Linked DNA regions of Homo sapiens: region 1 is linked to region 2. The links are chromatin loops, found by intact Hi-C in ENCODE. Cell type or tissue: mammary epithelial cell. All regions are shown on one strand. Links, peaks and the distances in the headings refer to the core of each region. The heading gives the core; the rest is flanking DNA.

Region 1 (8,336 bases), core at 295-8,294, 170 kb after region 2:
TTGCAGTGAGCTGAGATCGTGCCACTGCACTCCAGCCTGGGTGCAGCCTGGGTGACAGAGTGAGACTCCATCTCAAGAAAAAAAAAAAAAAAAAATGAAAACTTGTGGTGTGTCAATTGATGTTAAGAAGAGGAATAGAGAATGGCCAGGGTGGTAGAGGAAGTTCCTTTTAAGTCAGGCAGTCAGGGAAGGCCTCCCTGGGAAAGTGACAGGGAAAGTGACATCAGACAGGAGAGCCTAGTTCTCCCAGCTTCCAGGCCTAGGTGCTCCCAGTGTCCATGTACAACCTTCTGCCCAGGAAAAGAGTCATTGTCAAAGCCCAGGACCCAAGCCTCTTGAGACTGTGGGATCTTGAATTATGTGCAGCAGATATTCTCAGTCTGAAATTCAGATGGGCTGGAAATGTAATCTATTTTAAATTCATTCTCATTTCAATGCTCCATTCCATATGTGGGCAGAAAATTCATCTTATTCAATTGGGATTTTTTTCCCCAACCCCATCACTTTCCCAGCTCCATTCATTTTTTTTCCCCAATTGTATCTAGGCGTGAGGTTGTCTCTGGCCCTCTTGGCCATTTTATCTCTTGAGATCCTCCCTGCTCTCTGCTTCTGAATTCTTCAAAGCTCTCTGGGGCCCACTGACCAACAAAATCCAAAATATGCTCACTCATAGCTTTTTCTCTGACCTCCTTCCCAGCCTTCTTAGATGGGAGGAAGGAGGGAGGGGAGGGGAGAGCTGTGCATCAGTCAGGGTAGGGTGAGTTCTGCTACAGTAACAGCAACGCTCAAGTCCTGTTTCTCAGTGGCTCCTGATGCACGTCCCCTGCTGGGCAGCTGCTGCGCTGCTCTGTGTCTCCTTGCTCCTGGATCCCAGCTGATAGAACAACCACCATTTCAACTGTTGCACAGCAGAGGGCAAGAGAAAGCATCAAGCCACAGACTGGCTCCTAAAGTCTCCCCCAGGAAGTGGCACACTTCACTTCTGCACACATTTCATTGGCCAAAGCTTGTTACTTGGCTGTACCTAACTTCAAGCAGAGGAGGGAGTTCAAGTGGAAATCCTACTATGGGCCTGTGCTGTGGTCTGAATGTGTTCCCCAAAGTTCAGATGTTGAGACCTAATCCCCACAGTGATAGCCTTAAGAGGTGGGGCCTTTGGAAGTTGATTAGGTCAGGAGGGCTCCACCCATGAATGGGATTAGTGTTCTTGTAAAAGAGGCTTGAGGGAGCCCATCTGTCCCTTCTGCCATGTGAGGACACACAGAAGTCACCATCTATAAGAAACAGGCTCCCACCAGACACTGAGTCTGCTGGAGCCTTGATCTTGAATTTCCCAACCTCCAGAACTGTGAGCAATGAATTTCTGTTGTTTATAAATTACCCAGTCTAAGATGTTTTGCTGTAGCAGCCTGAACAGACTAAGGCACCCTAAAAGGAAAAGAAACAGAGTATTTGTGGACAGTCCCTAAAGACAGTCACAGAAAGTGAGAGCCTCTTTCAGATTCATTAGGTGTTCAAGATGCCCAAGTCTCTTAGGAATGTTCTTTCCTGGGAGGAAGGGGTGTTTTTGAAACCCAGAAATGTATTCTCTGCTTTTACTAACACATCTGTTTCCTGAGTCAGTAGATGTTCTGCAGTCTAACTGCCTAAATAGGGAACAAAAAATCCAAGGAGAAAACTCGTGCAGCCTTAGATTCCTGGATTTTGAGTATCATGTAATCTTAGACTGGAATCTGAGAAAATGGGACCTGAGAATCTTGCAACCACAGATTTCAAACCTGAAAGGTCTTTGAATCTAATTTCACTTTCTATGCAGTAACTGTCTTAATAATCTTCCTTGCAGGTGGCCACCAGACTTTCTCTGCTTGTATCCTCCCAGGACCACAGAACTCATCGCATCCCAAGGCAGCCTATTCCATCATGGATGAGCTCAAAGTGTTTGAAAGTTCTGCTTTATCAAGTGAGCCAAACTTCCTCCCTCAGGACCATCCACTCCAGGGCCCAGTTATTCTACTGGAGGAGTGAGGGTAAAGCCATCACCAGGACAACCTTGGTGACAGGCTGGACTGGCAGCCAGCTTTTGGGGATGACTTCAGGGAACCCTGAATAGCCATGGGAGCCAAATGTATTACTCCTCTGATGCCTACAATTCCACTATAATAGTCTGGTGGGCTTCTGTTAGGGAGGCTTATACATGGTGGAAAGAATAAAGGCTTGGACTCAGCCTAGGTTCAAGTACTGCATCTTGACCTGGCCTGTAGGCAAGTCTTTTCACTTCTCTGAGTTTTGGCTTTCTCATTTGTCCAATAGGAATAACAATAATGATAATAATAATACCTCCCATGCAGGATTGCTAGTATGTTCAATGGGATAATATATCTAAACACCTCACACAATGCCTGGCACATAGCAGGTGTTCAATTAGGTCTGTATTAAAATCCAGGCTCTGTCTCTTATTATTTATATGTCCTTGGACTTCATTTCCTTGAACCCTAGACTCCCCATCTCTAAGGTGGGGTTGATATTACTCACATCCCACCAGGCTCTGGTCAGAATCTTTTAAGTGTTTATTTACAGATAATGTGCCAAGTTCTTTATCTGAATTGGACATTTAATCCTTTACTCTGTGGGTAGAATATTTATAATCACCCCAATGTTTTCAATGGGGAAACTAGGGCTCAGTGAGGTTGATTGACTTTGCCCAAGGTCACATGGCTGGTGAGGTGGCAGACTCAAGATTTGAGTCCAGGCATTTTGCTCCCGTGTATACACTGTGTGTATAAAGGACCTGGCACAAAGCAGCCAGGTCATTTTGTGCTTGAACTGCTGCTCTGTCCCCAACTTCCCCAAAAAAGCACAACATCCAGAGTAGGCCAAAGCTATGTTACTTGGCTCTACCTAACTTCAAGCAGAGGAGGGGTTTCAAGGGAACCAAGTATTTGTAGTGCAAAGCCACTGAGGTTTTGGAGTTATTCGTTGTAACAGCTGGCATGGCTTAACCTTGTCCTCTTAGCTGTTTTCAGCATTTGCACCTGAGTGTCAATCAGCTAGGATGTTTTAGGCTGCAAGTAATAGAATACCCTATTACTCCTGAATTCAATAATAGGTGCCTTCGCAGTCAAGAAATCTGGAGGTTACGTGGCTCCAGTTTTGGTTCATTCAGAGGTTCAGTGATGTCATCTAGGACCCGCATTTTGGCTTCAGCACCCTCAGTATATTGGCTGTAGCCCTGAGGCTTGGCCCGTCATGCTCTCAACATGGCTGCCAAAGTTCCAGACATCGCATCCTCATGCAACCACTTAAAGGGAAAGAATAGGGGACCTTCCCCACACCCCTTTTTATATAATAATTGAGGCCAGCCCTTCTCAAACCTCCTGTCCCAGCATACTTTCTTTATGTTTTATTGGCCAGAACTGGGTCATGTTCTTGTGGAAGACTACCAAGGCTCACCAATAGCCATCTTCTTCTTCCTGGGCACACATGTGGGATACATTTCCCAGCCTTCTTTGCAGTTAGATGTGGTCATGTGACTGAGCTCTGGCCAATGGGATGTAAGCAAAAATAATTGTACTGATTTCAGGTCTGGCTTATAAAAATCTTCTACCCACAATCTTTCTGCCATCTGCCTGCTGAATGGAGAGGACTCTGAGAATGAGGAAAGCCACAAATAGGAAAAGTCTCAATCCCTATATGACCTGCAGAAAACAGAGCCCTCCTGTCAAGACTTATTGCAGTTTGATGTGAGAAAGAACCAAGCATTTATAATGCAAAGCCACTGAGGTTTTGGAGTTATTTGTTACAGCAGTCAACATGGCTAAACCCAAGGCATAGAAGGACGGAGCTCAGGGAGACAGCTGCCTTCCTCACATGCTGGGGCTAAGAGGGGTGCGAGCAGGGAGGAGAAGGGCTTCTGTAGATGTCCAAATCTGACCCAGGCCAGCTTCCACCACTGTCTAGCTGTGTGACTCTGGGCAAGTGCATGACCCTTTCTGAGCCTCCTTAAATAGTTACGTGAGGCAGTGGGACTGGAGGCTCTCACCCTAAGTGCCCATATGATTATGACATTCACTGACTCCTTCCTCACAGCAGCCAGTGGCCAAAGAGAAAGGGTGTGGCTCCCCTAGGGGCTCCGGGTCAGGGTCACTGCTCTGTCTGGAATCTGGGCTCTGCTGCCCAGAACGGCCCTCCTGATGTCTGGAATTCCACCATGAGTGACTCATGCCTTTGGGAAGCCACTGCCCTGACCCCACTGAGTAATAACAATAACAGCCCCTCGTGGCTTTTTCTTTGCTGAGAGTTTCATAGTCCATGGTCTAATCTGGTCCCCAGCACACGGCTGTGAGTAGGCAGTGAAGGTGGAGAGAGTTAGAATTGCCATACACGATGCAGGAAGCAATGTGCCCACAGCTACACAGCAAGTTAGTGGCCAAGCCTAGAGTCCTGGACAGTGGCTTTTTCCCCAAAAACCCTTTGCTTGAAAAGGCTGCCTCTGATATTCGTGTGTCCATGTTCATAGCAGATTATTCACAATAGCCAAAAGGTGAAAGGCACTCAAGTGTCCATTGATAGATTAGTGGATAAGCAAAATATAGTGTATCCACACAATGGAAGATTTTCAGCCTTAAAAAAGGAAGGCAATTCTGATACATGCTACAACAGGGATGAAGCTTGAGGACATTATGCTAAGTGAAATAAATCAGTCACAGAAAGATGCATACTGTGTGATTCCATTTATAGGAGGTATCTGTCAAAAGTAGTCCAATTCATAGAGACAGAAAGTGGAATTGCCAGGGGCTGGGGAGGGGGAAATGAGAAGTTTCCTTAATGGGTTTAGAATTTCAGTTTTGCAAGATGACGAGTTCTGTGGAAGGATGGTGATAGAAACTCAATAATGTGAATGTACTTAAAGCCATGCATTGTACATTTAAAATTGCTTAGATGGTAAATTTTATGTTCGGTGTGTTTTGCCAAAATGTAAAAGTTAAAAAAAAAAAAAAAAGCTCTCCTAAGAGGTAGATGCTAAGTTCTAATATTTTTCAGGACATATAAATTAGTTTACCATGATTTGTATCAGTCAGGATAGGCTAGGTCATGCTGCTGTAACAAACAGCTCCAAATTCTGACTCTAGATTAGACTGCCCTTACACTAACTCTGTTCCTCCTGGAACATTCTTCTTTACCATCCTAAACCTCTCCCTACTCTGCCTGTATCCCAAACCTGGAATAAGGCAATAGAATCAGACATACTCAAACTTGTCTGGCTGTGTGACTGTGGGCAAACCAGTTAACCTCTCTGGGCCTCAGTTTACTGATCTGAAAAATGGGGACAATAAATGAACCTTGAGAAGAGAATTCAAGGAGTATGGAAACATTTAGCATGATCTAGGGCATAGTGTCAGGCTGTGGGTATATTTAAACCTCATGCAGAGCTTGGCACCCAGGCAGGAATGGGGTAGGCTTCAGTCTCCTGCCAGTCAGGCCCTCAGCCTGAACAATCTCGAGAACACCTTCTTCCAGCCAGCCTTGCGTCAGGGCCGGGGAATGGGTGGGACAGGAGCCAGAGGCTGCAGAGACAGCCGTCTAGCGCCTGGGATACTTTTCTCCCCAATAATCTGTTTTCAATCTTTCATTATTATATTTTTTTCTTTTTTGAAAGCCATCCTGCCAAGCAACAGGCATGCAAGTGTAGTCAACTCCCAGCCCAGCCTACATCAAAGTCTTTGCGAATTTCTGCTTTGAATCATGGGGTAGGGGACCCTGCCTTATATCACATGTGTCCAGCCTCCACACTTTTGCAAGTGTGCTGTTTCCACACCCTGCCATGCCCCATGCCCTCTGTCTTTCCAGATTCTGTTCACCATCTGTCAAGGCTTGGCCACAGGGCTCTCCCCTGCCAACAGCTCTCTGATGTCTCTCCCTCCCTTGTTAACACAACCCCTACAGTCTCACCAGAGCTGGGGACATGTATTGAATTCTCATCTTCTTTATTTAACACCTTTGAGGGCAGGGACAGCATCATCCACTTTGTCTGATGACTTTCATGAATCGATAAAGTGTTTTTTGTCACCACCATACCAATGGCAGGAGAGATGATGAGGATGTTTATCCCCATTTTACAGATGAGAACATGGAGGTCATGAGACCGGAAGTGATAGTCACCCGGTTGGGGAATCAGGCCCTCTATCCCGACGCCCTCGCTCTCTCTAATCTACCCTGCTGGGCTGAGCACACAGTAGGTGTGTGCCTAAATGTGCATGAGTAGGGGGCTGGGCAAAGGCTGGGGACTGGCAAGCTCTTCCCTGAACTCATTTCCTCTTCTGCCTGGACAAGCAGTGAGTCTACATTTCCAACCTTCCTTGCGAGGAAAACAAAGTCTTCCAGTGGACTGATTATGAAAGCGGGCCAGATTCTGCACCACTATCTGTTTCCACACCCCTTTGCAATGTGACTTTGCCTTCGTTCTCTCCAATGTGGGTTGGCTTTGGGACTCTCTTTGGTCCATTGAATGTGGTGGAAGTGACCTTGTGCTAGTTCTGAGCCTGAGCCTCAAAAAGAATGCAGTCCTTGCAGTCTCTCTCTCTCTCTCTCTCCCACCCTCTGCTCCCCACCTTCCCCCACCCCCCTGAACCTGACCCACCCCCGCCAGCCTCCTCCACCATGAGACAAGCCAAGGCTAGCCCACTGGAGAATGGGACCAACTCTTTTTTTTGAGACGAAGTCTCACTCACTTTGTCATCCAGGCTGGAGTACAGTGGGGCAACCTCTGCTCGTTGCAACCTCTGCCTCCCAGGTTCAAGCGATTCTTCTGCCCCAGCCTCCCAAGTAGCTGGGACTACAGGCACACACCACCATGCCTGGATAATTTTTGTATTTTTAGTAGAGGCAGGTTTTGCCATGTTGGCCAGGCTGGTCTCGAACTCCTGACCTCAAGTGATCCACCTGTCTCGGACTCCCAAAGTGTGCCTGGCCCCAATTCTTACATAAGACAGTTCTACCATCACTTTAAGTCACAAACATGGTCTCAACTCAAATTTAAAATGTCCAGTCAAGCTATTAATCCAAACTCCCAATTGGATCTAGGTTTAAACCTTCTCCCCTTGCCCAGCTGGGGCCTGTCCTGGGGAGGCAGTTTGGGGGGCTCCTTCTCTGGACCTCCTCCCCTCCCCCACAAGTGGGGGCTGTGGAGATAGTAAGGGGAGGGGAAGGGTCTCACTTGAGCTGCCGCCATCCTGCTGGCTTCCAGCTGACAGTGTCACAGATGTCCCACAGATGGCCATTGCTGCAGGGCTCCCTCACTCTTGACCCTGGGGGGGATGCACTTCTCCTTCTGGAGGTCCCTTGCAAGTCCTTCCTCGGCCCTCAGGAATCCAACATCCAACTCCAGCTTCTTGCTGCTAAGACCACTCCACCCTCCAGGAGGCCCTAGGGAACAAGACCCAAGCAGACCCCTGCAAGCTACCCCCACCCCAGCCCACAACGAATCCCCAAACCCTTCCATGTCCCCTGCCTGGCATCTGGAGGGGCAGTATTGGCCCCCTCTGGGTGAGGTCTCATAGCTGGAGCTGCCGCTCCTCCTGCAACACCTCCTCCCCAAACCCCAAGCCCTTTATTTTCCCACAGTCAGTGAGGGGGTGAAGGCTGGGGAGAGAGATCCTCGGCCACCTTCTTTGTAAATCCGTCGGACCTGATGATCCAGTCTAGAATTTCACATCTTTCCTATCCTGGGGTCTTCTGTTGAATATTTTGATATATTTCAACATAAGGAAACAGGACTTATATACTGTTCTTGCTCTGGATTTTATTATCTTTGTATCTTACATATTTTCTCACCTTTCCTTATAGATACCTCACTTGAAAAATTTTAATTGCAGCAAAATATACATAACATAAAATTTAGCTAATTAGGAAGGGCACAGTGGCTCACGCCTGTAATCCCAGCACTTTGGGAGGCCGAGGCAGGTGGATCACGAGGTCAGGAGGTCGAGACCATCCTGGCTAACACGGTGAAACTCCGTCTCTACTAAAAATACAAAAAATTAGCTGGGCGTTGTGGCAGGTGCCTGTAGTCCCAGGTATTAGGGAGGCCGAGGCAGGAGAATGGCATGAACCCAGGAGGTGGAGCTTGCAGTGAGTCGAGATCACGTCACTACACTCCAGCCTGGGTGACACAGCGAGACTTCATCTCAAAAAAAAAAAAACCAAAAATTAGCTAATTAATCATTTGAAGTGTACAGTTTTGTGGCATTAAATATAGTCACATTGTTCTGCAACCATCACCACCAAACCTCTCCAAAATGTTACCTTGCAAAACTGAAACTCTGTACCCATTAAACACT
Region 2 (8,336 bases), core at 326-8,325:
TAATTTTTCAGGTGTTTGACCTCTTGAAATGGCTTTCTAATTTTACTGTTTTTTTTTCTTTTTCTTTCCAATTTTTCATCTTTTTGTCTTTGTGTCTCTTTTCTGAATATTATCTTCCAACCTGTACTAAGTCATGCCTCTGTGCAGGAGATAGGAACAGAAACCACTCTAGGTATTGTAGGCAGAAAGGGATTGACTATAGGGAATTAGGTGGTTACAAATTCATGAGAAGAGCAGGAGTTGCAGAAGTCCAGGAGGCTTTTGTTTCAAAGTCACCATAGATGTGATTGAGAGGCCAGAGGTGCTGCTGCTACTCTTGCTCTGGTCACTGTAACTATCTGACACACATGAAGCTGGGGACTAGGCAGTGGATCAGGGAGTCTAGCCACTTTGATTTTGCTCAAAAGTAAACTTCAAAGATAAAGAGGGCTGTTGTTTGGCTTGAATGAGAAGTTGAAATTGCAAGGCAGTCTATGATATTTCAAGGTCTTTGCTATACATGCAACCAATTTTGGCTTTTCATTTTAATGGAACAAGGGCTGAGATCCTAACTCAGAGAGGTCTATAGGTTTAATCAGAAATAGAGCTCCTCAGTGGCTCATGTCTGTAATCCCAGCGCTTTGGGAGGCCGAGGTGGGTGGATCATCTGAGGTCAGGAGTTTGAGATCAGCCTGTCCAACATGGTGAAACCCCGTCTCTACTAAAAATACAAAAATTAGCTGGGCATGGTGGCCAGCGCCTGTAATCCCAGCTAGTCAGGAGGCTGAGGCAGGAGAATGGCTTGAACCCGGGAGGCGGAGGTTGCAGTGAGCCGAGATTATGCCATTGCACTCCAGCCTGGGCAACAGAGCGAGACTCGGTCTAAAAAAAAAAGATATTTTTTGGCATTTAATTTTAAGTAGGGAAATACCTGCTGTATTCATTTTAAAATAATGTATATTTATTACATAGTAATGTGTGGATATATTTTTATTGTAAGAAAACTAAAATATTAAAGATTAAAAACTAAAATTCCCTATGATCGCCACCTCCCAATGCCATTTCTCCTCCCCAGAAGTAACCACATATCAGTTATATATAGCAACATGTATTATCAGTGATGGTAGGTTAGGTTATGCTACAATAACCTACAATAACAACATCCTCAAAGTCTCAGTGTCTTATATTAATAAAAGTTTATGTCTTTTGTTTGTTTGTTTTTTTGTTGAGACAGGGTCTCACTCTGTCTCCCAGGCTGTAGTGCAGTGGCATGATCATGGCTCACCGTAGCCTCGACCTCCTGGGCTCAGGTGATCCTCTCATCTCAGCCTCCCAAGTAGCTGGGACTACAGATGTGTGCCACAAGGCCCAGCTAATTTTTTGTGGTTTTTGTGGAGACAGGGTTTTACCATGTTGCTCAGGCTGGTCTCGAACTCCCCAGCTCAAGCAATCCATCTGCCTCAGCCTCCCAGAGTGCTGGGATTACAGGCGTGAGCCACTGCGCCCAGCCTAAAAATTTATATCTTAATTGCATGTTTGTGATGGGTTGAATTCAGCTGTATCTCTGGACACAGCTGGAAGAAGCAGCTGGAACATGCTGATCTCATGGAATAAGGAAAAGAGAGAATGGGGGAGCCTCTTAAAGCTTCTGCTTGGATGTCTCACATGTCACTTCCACTCAAATTCCCTTGGCCAAAGCAAATCATATGGCTATGCCTGACTTACGTGGGGTGGGGATGTAGAATCCTTCCATAGGGCAAGTCGGTAAAATTCCATCCTTTTATAGTGTATGTAAAACTCTAGAAATAGATATAATTTTTATATAGTTTATTAGGGTACTGAATCTTATTTCTTCATGCAAAAATATGTCTTAGAGGTCTTTCCATATTATACAAATAGATCCATCTCTTTTTAATTTAATTTTTTAATTTTTTTAACCCCAGGGCAGAAGGCACCATCTCCTTTTTATTTTATTTTTATTTTTATTTTTCAGATGGAATCTCACTCTATCGCCCAGGCTGGAGTGTAGTGGCATGATCTCGGCTCACTGCAACCTCCGACTCCTGGGTTCAAGTGATTCTCCTGCCTCAGCCTCCCAAGTAGCTGGGATTACAGGCGCCCACCACCACGCCTGGCTTTTTTTTTTTTGTATTTTTAGTAGACATGGGGTTTCATCATGTTGGCCAGGCTGGTTTCAAACACCTGACCTCAAGTGATCCCCCAGCCTTGGACTCCCAAAGGGTTAGGATTACAGGCGTGAGCCACTGTGCCTGGCCAATTCTTCCATTTCTTATTTGAGAATGTCAAAGAATGCATCTCCAATCAGCCAGTGGAATATTGCATTTTATTTATTTGTTAATGGCTTGCAACCCATAAAATAATCCATACATTATATCAACATGAATGACCCAAATGTATTGGTTATTGCAGCTGGATGGCATGCATAGCCTAGGTCACAGGTGGATGGAAGACAGACAAAACCATTTTTACTCTCTGAATTCCTCCTCCACTACCCCATCACTGATGTTGTCTCCCTCCCAGCCATCTCCCTTATTTGAGGAGCAATGCATGGGGAATAGGTAGTGGGCGCTGCAGTGCATACTGTGGTGTGCCACCCAGACCCCCATCCCCAGGATGGGGCATTTATTCCCCCAGCTGCTGGGAGCATTGGCTGCTGGCAGCTCTCAGCTGAGTCCCTATGACTGTTCGAGGTGGACATTCCAAGGTCCTGTCCTCTTGCCATCCCAGCTCTATATTCCCCATGGCATTAGCCAAGGCCTCTGCTGAGGTTGCACTGCAGTTTGACTTTTCCTTTCCACAGATGTAATCCCGACAGCACTCTGCAATAGACTTCCTGACTTCAAATCTCCATATTGGAGTCTGATTCCTCGGGACCTGACTCACAACAGCCCACCACAGGCTCTGAAGTCAGACAGAACTGGGTTTCAGTCTTATCCCAAACACCAACTAGATATGTAATCCTAGAGATGATAAGTCCACTATACACCTTGTATGCCTCGGGTTTTTAATATCAACTGAATGTTGATAGTTTCTTGGAAACTGCAACTTTAAGTGAAATGATGTATGATGAAACCATTTTTTCCCTCATAATCATAATGGAAGGACATTACTTGAGGACGTGCTGCACATCATTTTGCTTAAAGTCGCAGTTTCCAAGAACCCATCGAAGAAGTTAAGTGAGGACTTACTATATACACTTCTTGCAGTTACTGTGAGGATGAAATAACACATGTAAAACACTGAGCACAGTATCTGGTACGTACTAGGTGCTCAAAACAAGTGCTAGCATGTTAGTAGTACTATTACATTAAAATGATAATCTTGGTAGAGTAATTAGATGATCCAGGACAGAGGAGATGGAGAGATTTTGCTAAAATTCATTCTCTCTTTTCCCCTCCTTGCCTGCATTTCCAGTGCCCTCACGCCCCGCTGAAACAGAAATAGACCTGTTGTGCTAACTTATTTCCGGAAGATGGCGCCAGCAGATAACGCTGCGGACGAGTCCCTTTGGTTTTCTTTTTCTTTTTCTTTTTCTTTTTCTTTTTTTTTGAGATGGAGTCTCGCTCTGTCGCCCAGGCTGGAGTGCAATGGCACGATCTCGGCTCACTGCAACCTCCGTCTCCCAGGTTTGAGGGATTCTCCTGCCTCAGCCCCCCAAGTAGCTGGGATTACAGTCATGTGCCACCACGCCTGGCTCATTTTTGTATTTTTAATAGGGGGGGGGTTCACCATGTTGGCCAGGCTGGTCTTGAACTCCTGGCCTCAAGTGATCCGCCTACCTCGGCCTCCCAAAGTGCTGGGATTACAGGTGTGAGCCACTACGCCTGGCCAGGAACAATTTTCACTATTCACAGATTACATATCAATTTCACATGTGTTATCTCATTTGATTCTCCTTCACCAACCATTTACCAAATGCTGATTATTCCATCTTTACTGTTTTATCCCTTCGCCAACAAATGCTTACTGAGCACTTACTCTAGCCAAAGAGCATCTTTAAATGCCTTCTCAAGCGCAATGACTAAGAAACAAAAAAGGAAATAGAATTCTAAGCCTCTGCTGGAGAGCTGGACTTTCCAGAGATGAATAAGACAAGTTCCAGCCACTGATTTCTTTCTGGTTCTGGGTTGATGTCAACTTGTGCTCTGGAAGGAGGCTGCTTTCATAAAGCAGAAGAAGCTTAATTCAAGTGAAACTGAGTCAGAAAGAAAGCAATTCCTTTGCAGGAGCAGCTAGGGTGCATCTCAGAGACTGTCTGCAGTACTTCCCAAGGGCTATTGATCTGAGAGCAGAGCATTCGGTCCTTGGACTGGTGAAAATTGCTGAGCAGGCAAAAGAAGAATAAAACCCGTAAAGGGAATGGAGAAAAGATGTTGAAGGGCTTCCGGGTAGGGAAGGTTAGCTGGACTGCATTCAGGAGCTCCAGACAGAAGTGACTCTGCAGTTCCTTGAGCTTCGCAGGCAGGCCTGCAAGCAAACCTGGAAACCACGAGACCAGGGCCTGGCGATCCATTTCTTTGGTGGGGACAGAGGTGCTCACCCTCAGCCTTCTCACGCTCACTCCAGAACTGTGACGGGGTGAGCTCACGTGACAATCACCTCAGCAGTGCAATTTTAGGGGTGTCAAGAAGGGCTCCTTCTATGGCTGAAATCTCTTTCAACAGTTACTGTCTGGTGCCCCAAATGCCACCACTGGTGTCCTTTATTTCTTTTCTTTTCTTTTCTTTTCTTTTCTTTTCTTTTTTTTTTTTTTTTTGAGGCAGGGTCCCACTCTGTCATCTAGACTGGAGTGCAGTGGCGCGATCTGGGCTCACTGCAACCTCTGCCTCCTGGGTTCAATCAATTCTCCAGCATCAGCCTCCTGAGCAGCTGGGACCACAGGTGCATGCCACCGTGCCAGGCTAAGTTTTATATATTTTTGTAGAGATGAGACTTCACCATGTTGGCCAGACTGGTCTCGAACTCCTGACCTCAAATGATCCTCCCGTCTCGGCCTCCCAAAGTGCTGAGATTACAGGCACGAGCCACTGCGCACAGCCCATTAGTGTCCTTTAATATGAATATTGCAAGAGTTAAAAACAGGACTTCTATAAAGAAATGTATAATTATATTGGCTTGGAGAAAATTCTGCAAGTGTACACATCAGTTGTTAACAGGGGTTATCGTGAGCCAGAAAGTGTGGAGTAAGTAAGGGAGATTAATGGAGGTCAGAAAAGGAAGAAGAAAAGGATAGATAAGAAAAAAAAATCACACTTAAAAAGGGTGCTCTTGATTAAAAGAATGTGTATTATTTGTTATGATTTATGAAAAAGGTTACTTCTATTGCCCATACGCGTTAAGACAGGCATGAAAGATGCCCAGTAAAATATTAACAGTAGTTATTATATGCTGATGAGATTTCAAAGAATGTTACTTTCTTCCTTATAACTTTATATATTTAAATTTTTATAGGGAGCATTTAAATCAGGAAAGTGGGAAAAAGCAAAATTAAGAACATTATTGCAAGCCAAATGAGAAAAGCAATAACAAAAAAATAACAAAAGTAAAACAAAATTTGAGCCATTCAAATTCTAACTTCTCTATTCCGTGGCTGTGGGACTCTAAAGAAATTACTTAACTTCTTTGATCCTCAGTTTCTTCCTCTTTAATTTTTAATTTATTTTATGAGATAGTGTATTAGGGTTCTCTAGAGGGACAGAACTAATAGGATAGATGTATATATGTAAGGGAGTTTATTATGGAATATTGACTCACACGAGTTTTGTTGAATGCATATGGAGTAGATTATAGAATCACAGGGGAACCAAACTCAGAGGTTGAGAAGCCAGGCATGGTGTCTCCATTCACATCAACAGAATTGGCCTGGGGACACTACTGGCCCTCTGGTTCCAGACAGCCAGTGCTGCCCGTAACCCCACTGGATTGTCATCTCTGGAACTGGATCTTACTCTCTCATCACACCTGCCAGAGAACAGTCTCTATATGAGTTTGAAAATCGAAGTCCATGGCAGATGCACCTGATGGGCAACGCCTAAGTCACAACACTGATGTCCTCCATGCAGGGAGGACATGGCATTTTCTGCTTCCTCTGCAGAATTGAACTCTGGGTTCCAAGGAGTTGAATGAAGTAGGTAATTCCCTTACACACAGAAAGTGGGTTCAGATGTAAAATTGTGAACTCTCAGTACTCAAGTTTCCCTGTCTGCAAAATGGAAATTATATTAGTACCTTTCTTAAAATATTATTCACAGGATTAAAAGAATTAATACATGTAAAATTCTTAGAATTATGTCATCCACATAATGATTTCATGAATACTAGATCTGATTTTTCAGTTATATGAACCTTTTGGCTTAAACCATTTGAGAGTTGGTTGTTACTTTTTTTCTACTTGCAACTTACAGTCCTGACTAATATGAAGACTAATGATACACAGGGTTGTAAAGCTGGAGTGAGGAAATCTATGTAAAGTTCTTGGTACATGGTGATATGGCTTGGCTGTGTCCCCACCCAAATCTCATCTTGAATTGTAGCTCCCGTAATTCCCACATGTTGTGGGAGGGACCCAGTGGGAAGTAATTGAATCATGCGGGTGGGTTTTTTCCATGCTGTTCTCATGATAGTGAATAAGTCTCATGAGATCTGATGGTTTTATAAAGGGGAGTTCCCTGCACATGCCCTCTTGCCTGCTACCATGTAAGACGTGACTTTGCTGCTCCTCATTTACCTTCTGCCATGATTGTGAGGCCTCCCTAGCCATGTGGAACTGTGAGTCAATTAAACCTCTTCCCTTTATAAATTATCCAGACTCTGGCATGTCTTTATTAGCATTGTGAGAACAAACTGATATACATGGGAAACTCTCAGTAAATAACATTAATATCTACTTATTACTGACATTAATACTCTCACTACTAATTAATGGTTTTTATGATCTTCTCTTATGTAATTGCTAACATCAAAGTTTTGCAAGAGGTACGTAAAAGGGCAATCTAAGGAGGGGTTTTGAGTATTTAGGGTTTACAAGAGGTACCAGGACATCAAAGAGAAAGAACACTGAGGAAGGAAAATAGGCTTATAGGTGAACTCAGAAAATCGTTGTTGAATTGTTGTGGAATCAGAAGGACCAGAGGGAGACCTTGGAGTGTATGCAGGAGGATATCTTTATTGAGTGCACTCAGACCCAGCCGACTTAACATCCAAAGACTGGGCCAAGAACAAAGACAGCACTTGGCTTTTATGCACACTTTAAAAAGGGGTGGGCTAACTTGAAGCAGGCTTACAGCAGTGTGAAAGCAGGGATACAGAGGCAGGACAAAGACAGTTAATCAAATTGTAACAGGTTCATAACTCAGGGTTACACATGACCGTTGCTATGCAACCCAGATGTCCATTATCTAGGTTTGCCTAGTGCCTAGCATGGCTTATTCCATGGCCTGCACTATGGGCCCAGGTGGCCTGCTCAGACAGCTTGTGACCTTCACACCACTGCTTAGATAAAACAGAATACTTTAAGTCACCAGTTACAGAGAACAAGAATCTATAAACTCATACCATAAAACAAAGGAAAATTTGTTTTTCTTCTCCCTGTGTTGAGGGAGTGCTGGGAGAGTCTCCAGAGCACATTCCTTTGTGTCCTGCCTTCTTAGATAGTATTATCAAGACTTTCCCTGGGTCTGGGCTATGCCCGTTGCTGCCTCTGGGACAAGTCAGCCTAATACAGGAAAGCTTATTTCTCTTTTTAATTTTATTTTTCTTTCTTTCTTTAATTTCCTGCCTTAGAATGGATGATGAAGAAGATGAAAGAATTTATAAAGAGGCTCTCTTCTTCTAGTAGCAAGAGTTATATTCATTACGAGAGACCTACTCTGAGCTATGCACTGTGCTGGCTGTTGGAGCTACAGAGATGTTACGAAGCACTGTATCTTTTTTCATTTTTTTTTTTTTTTTGATACAGGGTCTGGCTGTATCACCCAGGCTGGATGCAGAGGAGCGATCATGACTCACTGCAACCTCAACCTCCCTTACTCAAGCAATCCTCCTACCTCACCCTCCCAGGTAGCTGGGACCACAGGTGGGTGCCATGCCCAGCTAATTTTTTTTATTTATTTTTTTTATTTTTAGTAGAGATGAGGTCTCACTATGTTGCCCAGGGTGGTGTCGAACTCCTGGGCTCAAGTGATCTTCCACCTCAGTCTTTCTAAGTTCTGGGATTATAGGTGTGAGCCACTACACTTAGCCTGTATATGTTTTCAAGAAGTTTTCAGCCTGGTGCAAGGGTTGAAAGCCCAGGTACTTATGGGTTCCAGTCTGGTAACATAAACAAGGGAAGTGAG

Evidence for each region. Peaks named below come from ENCODE experiments on the same cell type or tissue, not always from the same donor. Only the 100,000 strongest peaks of a DNase experiment are listed, where the experiment ranks them.
Region 1: it touches region 2 in a loop (6-fold over the local background); 98 of 110 quality-filtered maps call a loop at or near these places.

Annotation. Positions count from the first base shown.
Region 1 is chr20:44,689,015-44,697,350 of GRCh38, reverse strand. No RefSeq gene overlaps it. Among named protein-coding and RNA genes, the nearest start is that of LINC01260, 21 kb to the right of the region's middle. RefSeq lists an enhancer at 92-141 and a silencer at 832-881. In mammary epithelial cell, for the core only: no CTCF peak of the experiment used is centred there; a DNase peak (open chromatin) is centred at 4,200; H3K27ac peaks cover 351 bases.
Region 2 is chr20:44,862,890-44,871,225 of GRCh38, reverse strand. No RefSeq gene overlaps it. Among named protein-coding and RNA genes, the nearest start is that of YWHAB, 19 kb to the left of the region's middle. In mammary epithelial cell, for the core only: a CTCF peak has its summit at 3,466 (motif pointing right); no DNase peak of the experiment used is centred there; H3K27me3 peaks cover 420 bases.